Regions from separate parts of the Homo sapiens genome. Here region 2 is linked to region 1. A link is an interaction called in ENCODE POLR2A ChIA-PET data of the cell type or tissue named here. Cell type or tissue: OCI-LY7. All regions are shown on one strand. Each heading gives the region's core, and the rest is flanking DNA. Links, peaks and the distances in the headings are about the cores only.

The links. ChIA-PET counts read pairs that join two places held together with the same protein. Peaks named below come from ENCODE experiments on the same cell type or tissue, not always from the same donor. Only the 100,000 strongest peaks of a DNase experiment are listed, where the experiment ranks them.
Region 2: POLR2A ChIA-PET joins it to region 1 with 9 read pairs; 3 of 35 experiments call an interaction of 5 or more read pairs at or near these places.

What each region holds. Positions count from the first base shown.
Region 1 is chr15:68,664,014-68,668,414 of GRCh38, reverse strand. All of the region lies in intron 2 of CORO2B (coronin 2B), which reads right to left. LOC124903514 (a long non-coding RNA gene) reads right to left here. Exons shown (of 2, transcript XR_007064691.1): 2 at 2,757-4,401. Among named protein-coding and RNA genes, the nearest start is that of CORO2B, 87 kb to the right of the region's middle. RefSeq lists a silencer at 1,691-1,985. In OCI-LY7, for the core only: no CTCF peak of the experiment used is centred there; a DNase peak (open chromatin) is centred at 1,784; H3K4me3 peaks cover 678 bases; H3K27ac peaks cover 908 bases.
Region 2 is chr15:68,908,270-68,912,670 of GRCh38, reverse strand. No RefSeq gene overlaps it. Among named protein-coding and RNA genes, the nearest start is that of SPESP1, 20 kb to the left of the region's middle. In OCI-LY7, for the core only: no CTCF peak of the experiment used is centred there; no DNase peak of the experiment used is centred there.

The DNA.
Region 1 (4,401 bases), core at 131-4,130:
TAATCTTAACGACTGTTTGCGCCCTTGTTCATTGTTTGTCTCCTGACTGGCTCACACAACTCCTGAGAACAGGGACCTTGTCTGTGTTGTCTGCATGATCCAGAAGGTTCTTGGATCCCCTGTAGCGCCCCCCTCCCCAGCCCTGGGCCATGCCTGCAGGTTGCAAGTGTGAACACGTTGTGGGGCAGATGACCTAGGCCCTCTCGCTGACCGAGGCTCACTGTGTGTCAGGCATGGTGCTAAACTCTTAGCCAGCATCACTCTATTTTATTCCAGTTCCAGCACTTCCCAGCTGTGCGACTTTGTATAAGCTATACCTGTTTCCTCATCTGCAAGGTTGCTGAGTATTCAGTGGCACCAGGCGTCTCAAGAGCTTAGAACAGTCCCTGGCCCGTTGTACGTGTTCAACAGGTGTGGGTGATTACTGTCATCATGACAACCCTGCCAGGTGGGATTTATTATCTCTCGTTTACAAATAAGAAATCCAAGGCTTTCGGGAGTAATAACTCATCTAGCAAATGGCTGGGTCAGGACTACAGGTCCCGAAGCCCATGGTCTTCACTGCCCCATATTCTATTTCCAGAGATGGAAGTAACTGGTCTGAAGTCTCTTTCCTTTCCAGCAACTCCCTCCACTAAAACATAGAACTAGCTCTTTCAGCATTCCTCCACATCCCCCCGCCCATCTTCAGTGCACTCTCCCATCTCACAGATGGGGAAACTGAGGCTGAGAAGGGGGAGGTAGTGAATAGAGAGGCCCAGTGCAAACCTGGCTTATCCACAGGGCCTCACCCGTCCCACTCCTCACGCAGGGTTTTAAATCCAAAGCTTTGCCATCAGGCAGATGTGGGGCTTTGGCCAAGACTCATCTGCACCCTGGGCCTCAAAAGATTTCTCTGTCCGAAAAGATCCCTGTCCAGTATTTGGGCTGAACTCTGGCTGTTGGGAATGGAAAAACGAATGGGTGTGTTTCCCAGCCTCAAGGAGCCCATCGCCTAGAAGCAGGAACAGGTGTGAAAACAGACCACGATACCCCTGCCTCAAACATGGCAAGGACATGGCAGGAAGCGGAGAGTCTGTTGGCAAAGCAGAGGAAGAAGCAGGATGGCTCCAGGTGGCTTCCTGGAGGCGGTGCCCTGAGCTGTGCAGAGAGGAGCATGAAGAAGGGCAGGCAGGTAGAAGAGACCGGGGCTGGCTCAAGGTCTGGTGAGGGCAGGTGAGTCAGGAAGGGGCAGAGTGGGCCAAGCCATGGAGCCAGGGTGGGGCAGGACTTCATCCAGAAAGGGAGGCCTTAGGGGTTTTTAGAGTAGGGGTGGGGGAGCATGAGAGTGAAGGGAGATCAGGAGCGGGGAGCCTGGGGAGAGGGAAGCCTAGGGCCTGTTTGTCGAGGGTCTTCTTTGCTCCTCACCTGTGCTGCAGCTGAGCCACAGATCCTCTCACTGCCCAGGAAGGAGCCCAGAGCCAAATCTCACCCAAGGGCATGCGGCAGGTTTCTGGCAATGCCTAGATTTGGCTGGTCTACGGCCATACCACCCTGAACACGCTGATCTCGCTGAACCCAAATCTGCCTGACTACAAAACCGTGTATTTTTATCATTTTTGGGGACTCAGTGCAGTGATTGCAATAGTGTAGATAAGAAAGGACAACATCAAGGCCCTGTCCAGCACATGGGCTTAGAGAGGCACAAAACTCCCTTGGCCCCTTCCCTGCCCATCCCCCAACACAACACCCCAACCCCCAGTGCCCACAGCCGCCCTGCTTTCTCCACCCTCGCTCTCCAGGAAGAGCTCATTCAGGGGAGGAGGGAAGCACCTGCTCAGGCCACTTCTCTTTCTTTGTCTGGGGCTCTGCCAGGAGGAGCCAGCAGGGAAGGAGTAGTAGACAGAAAGAAAGAGAAAGGAAATTCCCGCCAGCTGTCAGGAAAGAATGGTGTCCTGGAAGGCCACTCACCCACTCCCTGGGTCCTGTGGAGTTCAGAACACTGGGGACTGGGGGAGGCCTTCATCCTTTGCCTCCTCTCATCTGAGAATCACCCTACCCACCTTATGTCCTAAATCTGGGCTCTTCCCTACTTCTGACACCTCGTGACACCTTGGAAAGGGAACTAGCTGCCTGGGGCCTCACTTTCAGTATTTGCATATCTGAGCATCATCTGTTGACTTGCCATGTGCCAGGTTTTATGTCCGCTACCCAGAATGTTCCCAAAGAATTATCTGTTCGAGCCTCTTCTCTACCTCAAACAAATAGGACACTCAGCTTTGAGAAGTACAGCAAGCTGTTAATACCATTAATCTAGGTGGTGTTCACTGCTAAATGATTTAAACTTTGCAGTATGTTTGAAAGTTTAATAATAAAATGCTGGGGGGAAAATATTTCTCAACCCAAAATATGTAAAAGGTAAATACCTGATGCATTGCCATCAAAGTTAGGAACAAGAGGTTGCTATGATTTAACATTTTCCTGTAGGACCTGCCAATGCAATTAAAAAAAGAAAGATATACCAGAGGTATAAAAGCTATAAATGAAGAGGAGAATTATCACTACTTGCAAATGATAAAATAGTATCCCTAGAAACCTCAAGAGAAACCACTGAAAATTAGTATAAGCTATTTGTGAATTTAGTAACATGGCAAAATATTAACATACAGAAACTTATGGCTTTCTAGTATACAATCATCAATTAGCAAATATAATTTTAAAAGGATATATAATACAATAAAAAAGGTAAATACGTGTAACAAGAAATGAATAAGAGCTATGTGAAGAAGCTTTTAATACACCACAAAAGGACACAAAGGACTACAAAAAGTAAACTATGATCATGGATATTTAGACTCAACATCATAAGGTTGACATTCTCTTTAATTTATCAATTTAACATAATCCCAATAAAATATCAATATTTTCTATCTATATAAGCAGATCCTAAAATTATATATTAAAATATATAAGCTAGAAGAGCCAACTACGTTTGAGAAAAGACCACAATGAGTGGTGACTATCCCTGTTGATATTAAAACATATTATGAAGTCTTAGTAACACAGCATTGTGGTACTGGTACATGAATAACAAGACTATTAAGTAGAAAATAATGGACAGTCTGTAAAATAAACCCAAATACATTCAGAAATGTAGAATGCAGCAAAGCCTGAATCTCAAATCAGTAGGGGAAAGAAAGGATTACTCATTACCTGGAATTATTTCAACTGGATAGATACCTGGGGGAAAAAAAGTTAATCTATACCTCATTCTTTACACCAAGATAAGTTCAAAATGCACCAAAGATTTAAATATAAGAATGAAATTCTAAAAGTAGTGAAAGGCCTAGTAAAAAGGTTACTTCTTTATAATCTCAGAGAAAGCCTTTCTAACTATGGCCCAAGATCCAGAAGCCATAAAAGACTGGTAAACTTAAATACTTGAAATGTAAACAAATAAATCTGCACTGCAAAAAGTACCATTTGAAACGTATACTTGCAACTCATATTCCAAAAGGCTCATTTCCCTAACATATAAAGGACTTCTTCCATCAATAAGAAATTAATCAAAGACCCTATAAAAAATAGGTGAAGAATATGGACAGACAATTCACACAAAAAGGAAATGCAAATAGATTGTAAGCATACGACGATATTTTCAACCTCATTTTTAATAAAAATGTTAATTGAAACTACTCTGACAAAGTTTCCCACTCATCAGCTTGGCAAAAAATTAAAACATATGATAACACTCAGGTTTTTTTGTTTTTTGGTTTTTGGTTTTTTTTTGAGACAGAGTCTCGCTCTGTCCCTCAGGCTGGAGTACAGTGGCACAATCTTGGCTCACTGCAAGATCTGCCTCCCGGGTTCACGCCATTCTCCTGCCTCAGCCTCCCAAGTAGCTGGAACTACAGGTGCCTGCCACCATGGCCGGCTAATTTTTTGTATTTTTAGTGGAGATGGAGTTTCACTGTGTTAGCCAGGATGGGCTCGATCTCCTGACCTCGTGATCCGCCTGTCTTGGCCTCCCAAAGTGCTGGGATTACAAGCGTGAGCCACCATGCCCCGCCAATAACTCTCAGTTTTTAAGAGGTTAAATGAACAGGCACACTTACACTTTGCTGGTTCAAATATAAATTATTGCAATCTCAACGGAAAGCAATTTTGTCAACATTTCAGAAGCACACACCTTTCCCCCAACTCTGAAACTTTTAACCAAGATATACTTGTATCCAAAAAAAAAATTACAGAGATCTTAGCTGTAAGGCTCATTGAATTTTTGCACGTGTACATTCATAAACCCACCACCATGATCAAAATGTAGAATACTTCTGTCATCCAGTTTTCCAAAGTGGCTGTAACACTGTACACTCCCAGCAGTGTAGTATGAGAGTTCCAGCTGCTCCTCATCCTCATCAACAC
Region 2 (4,401 bases), core at 91-4,090, 240 kb before region 1:
CTGTGAAAGTGAGTTCTGGCCGTGGCAGCTCTGATGAGGTGGGAGGAGTCATTTTGCCACTAAAGTGGCAAAATGTAAGACATTCAAGAGGGTGGAGTGCCAAGAACAAGGTAAGCCTGCCCGTGGTGCAGGCAAGAGGGAACATCGAAAAAAAATTTATAAAGTAACAAAACCAATGGAAAGTTGACCTACTTTTTATTGTCACTACTCCCTGGCAATTATAAAAAATGTCAATGGTAAGGCCAGGCACGTTGGCTCACACCTGTAATCCCAGCACTTTGGGAGGCCAAGGCAGGCGGACCACCTGAGGTCAGGAGTTTGAAACCAGCCTGGCCAACATGGCGAAATCCTGTCTCTACTAAAAGTACAAAAATTAGCCAGATGTGGTGGCACATGCCTGTAATCCCAGCTACTTGGGAGGCTGAGGCAAGAGAATCACTTGAACTAGGGAGGCGGAGGTTGCACTGAGCCAACAATGCACCACTGCACTCCAGCCTGGGCGACAGAGCAAGACTCTGTCTAAAAAAAAAAAAAAAAAAAAAAAAAAAGTCAATAATAAAACACTCCTACCTAAAAACAAAATTATTGGTCTGCACTCTATACAATAGCAGTGATTACTGGTGAGTTTTAAGAATATACATGTAATCTGTCAATTAGTACATCTGTTTACCGCTTATACTTGAGAATTGTTCCAGCTGTCTGGCACAGTGTGTGCCTGAATCCGGCTCAAGTGATAAACACATTCCTGCATTGAGATGGTAGATTTGACATCAGCAATGATGGCACAGCCTTATAGATGAAGAAGCAAAACCTGAGTTACTTCAATCATGTCAGTCTTTGTGACCTCTTAGCGTTTTCATTTGTATTTAAAGTTGAAAACAGGCCAGGTGCGGTGGCTCATGCCTGTAATTCCAGCACTTTGGGAGGCTGAGGCAGGCAGATCACCTGAGGTCAGGAGTTTGAGACCAGCCTGGCCAACGCAGCAAAAACCCATCTCTACTAAAAATACAAAAACTAGCTGGGCATGGTGACATGTGCCTGTAATTCCAGCTACTTTGGAAGACTGAGGTAAGAGAATCACTTAAACTTGAGAGGCAGAGGTTGCAGTTAGCCGAGATCATGCCACCGCACTCCAACCTGGGTGACGGAGCAAGACTCCATCTCAAAAAATAAAAGGAAAAAAATAATAAAGTTGGAAACAGTAAAGTAGGGCAAATTGTGAGATATATTTTTGTTGTTAACACAAATTTTATTTCATATGTGAAATATCTTTAAAATGTATACTCTTTTAGTAGTTGTTATAAAACTAAAGAACAAATCAAGAGAATCATTATTACTGATTATTACAGAAGGTAATCTTGCCCTATAGAGGATCGGGGATGTTGAATATATTAGGTATGCCATCAACTGCCCCCTAACAAAACAAAAAGTGAGAAGAGGCCTGCCAGAAGCACTGCTCCAAAACATTAACTCTGCAAGGAATATTTAAGGAGCTTTGGAATTGGGCGTTGGGCATTGCAGTGTTACCAGCTGTCTTTTTTTTTTTTGTTTTTTTTTTTTTTTCAACATTTTCCCACCAAAAGGCATACAGATACTGTAATAAGCACATTCAGCAGTTTGTTCTAGGTCAAATCTTGGGAACATTACGCTAAGTGAAATAAGACAGTCACAAAAAGACAAATACTACATGATTCCACTTAAATGTGGTTTTAAAGAAACCAGACTCTTAGAAACAAGCAGAATTGTTGCTAGGGACTGGGGAAAGGGGAGAGGGGGAGTTGCTGTTTAATAGGTATAGAGCTTCAGTTTTGCAAGATGAAAAAGCTTTTAGAAATCTGTTGCACAACAATATGAAAATAGCTGACACTACTGAACTTCACACTTAAAAATGGTTAAGATGATACATTTTATACTGTTTAGCACAAAAATAATTTTATAAAAATGTACCTTTTGAAGGTTTTTTTATCTGATATGTGTAATACATAAAGCCAATTCTATCTAGATCCAGTCTTTATATTCTTTTTTTAATATACAGACAGGGTCTCACTCTGTTGCCCAGGCTAGAGTGCAGTGTTGTGATCATAGCTCATTGCAGCCTCAAACTCTTGGGCTCAAAAGATCCTCTTGCCTCAGCCTCCTGAGTAGCTAGGACTACAGGTGCATGCTACCACACCCAGCTAACTTTTTAATTTTTTGTAGAGACAGGGTCTTGCTGTGTTGTCCAGTGTTTACATTCTAAAGACACTGTATGTTGTCTGTCTAGAAATAATATGCTTTGGAGTGACCCAAACTGCAGTTAATGACATTAACAGGTAGAGGTGTTTTACATACCCAATGAAGGGATACACCTTTGCAAACTTTTCTATATTCTTCACAGATGCAGTCTGGCCTGGTGCTATCATGAAGCACATGTTCTCTCTCTGCTTTCAAGGACAGACATTTATGGGTTTATGATCTTCTCTCTATAGAGTAGGAAATATGTCATAGAGTTACAATACAAACTCACATTCACTAAAGAACAATTTAATAAGCAGTTTCTTTATTTTCATTGTTAAAACATAACAAATTGAGGTGCCTGTATTATTCTAATTTTAATTTACAAAATTCTAATCTAGCTCACAGTAGGACCCTAAGGAAACATGTTTGAATTTTTGTTATCTTTCCAAAAGGCTGAATGTTTTGGCTTAAACAGTTTGACTTTTTTTTCATTTGTTTACTAATTTGTAATGTAATTTAATACATTGCCACTGATATGGACAGTAGACTCTTTTAGGCACTAGATAAAAAGCACAGCCTCTGTGGTCCATGCTCCAGATTATTTTTCTACTCAGTCCTAACACCTGTGACCACCTGGCTGCTTGCTCAAATATAACAAGCTGGAATGAGAATGAGACTTAGATATGATAGACTTGGCATGTATCCTCAGTGTGTGGGCTGGTGGGAGGGATCATTTGATAAACAGTTAACCCCTCAACAACACAGATTTGAACTACATGAGTCCACTTCTATGTGGGTTTTTAAAATAAATACATTAGAAAATGTGTTCTACATTTCCAACAATTTGAAAAAACTTTGATGTGAACCATGTAGCTTAAAAATAATGAAAAAATTAAGAAAGTTAAGTATGTCATAAATGTATAAAATATACGTCGATATTGGTCCATTTTATCATTTATTACCATAAAATGAGTCCATTATAATATGTTAAAATTTATAAAAACTTATGCACACACTTACAGACGGTAGATGACACAATTCAGTCAAGAGAAATGTAAACAAATATAAGATGCAGTATTAAATCGTAATGCACCAAATGAACTGTGGTATATACTGTACTACTGTAAAAACTTCATAGCCACCTCCTGTTGCTATTGTGGGGAGCTCAACTGTCGTGAGTATCTGCTTAACTCAAGTGATGCAGGTCATCTCCAGGTGAGCAGTTTCTCCCTGCAGACCATTGGAACCACAGTACATGTGATCTCTCATGGTTCTCACATAGCTTTCATTATGTTTAGTTCAATACTGTAAACCTTGACTCACACCATGGAATCCATACAAAGTGCCCCTAGTGATGCTGGAAGTGTCTCAAGAAGCAGAGAAAATTCATGACATTACAAGAAAAAGTTAGATTGCTTGATACGTACTGTGGATTGAGGTCTGCAGCTATGGTTGCCATTTCAGAAAGACAATTCACCTTGTAAACAGTTAACTTACAATACAGATAAATATAGTAGAGTACTGTCAATGGATTTTCCTTAGGATTTTTTAAATAACATTTTCTTTTGTTCTAGCTTACTTTAAGAATATAGTATATAATATATCTAATATACTAAATATGTGTTAATTGACTGTTTATGTTATCAGTAAGGCTATCAGTAGTTAAGTTTTGGGTGAGTCAAAAGTTACACATGGATTTTTGACTGAGCAGGGGGTAGGCACCCCTAACCCCTGCATCATTTAAGGATCAGCTGTATTTAAAACTCAGAGTTATGTTTTCACAAATTTGGAATTTTGTTACCAACCACTCTGAAATCCAGCCTCACTGGGCTTTCCCTGAGCCCCACCGCTTCTCTAAAATGCTTTGCCAGACCATTTCCACACCAGCCTTCCTCTCACTCCTCCACTCTTGCTGTACCCACTTTCTGCAACCCCACAACTCCTGCTCCAGTGAGAACTTACCTTTTCTTCTTCACAGACAACTACCCCTATAAACCTTTCGGCTGGTATTTATTTATTTTTCCTTTTAATACTTTGATTTCTTTTAACCATTGAACTTTTCAAAGGAATGCAATGTTTATATAGAACTGGCCAGAATTTCAGTTACAGTTATTTTAAAAACTGGATTTGTTAATGGAAGAGTGTTTTCCAACTAGACAAATAGAAGGCAAAATGGATTGCCAT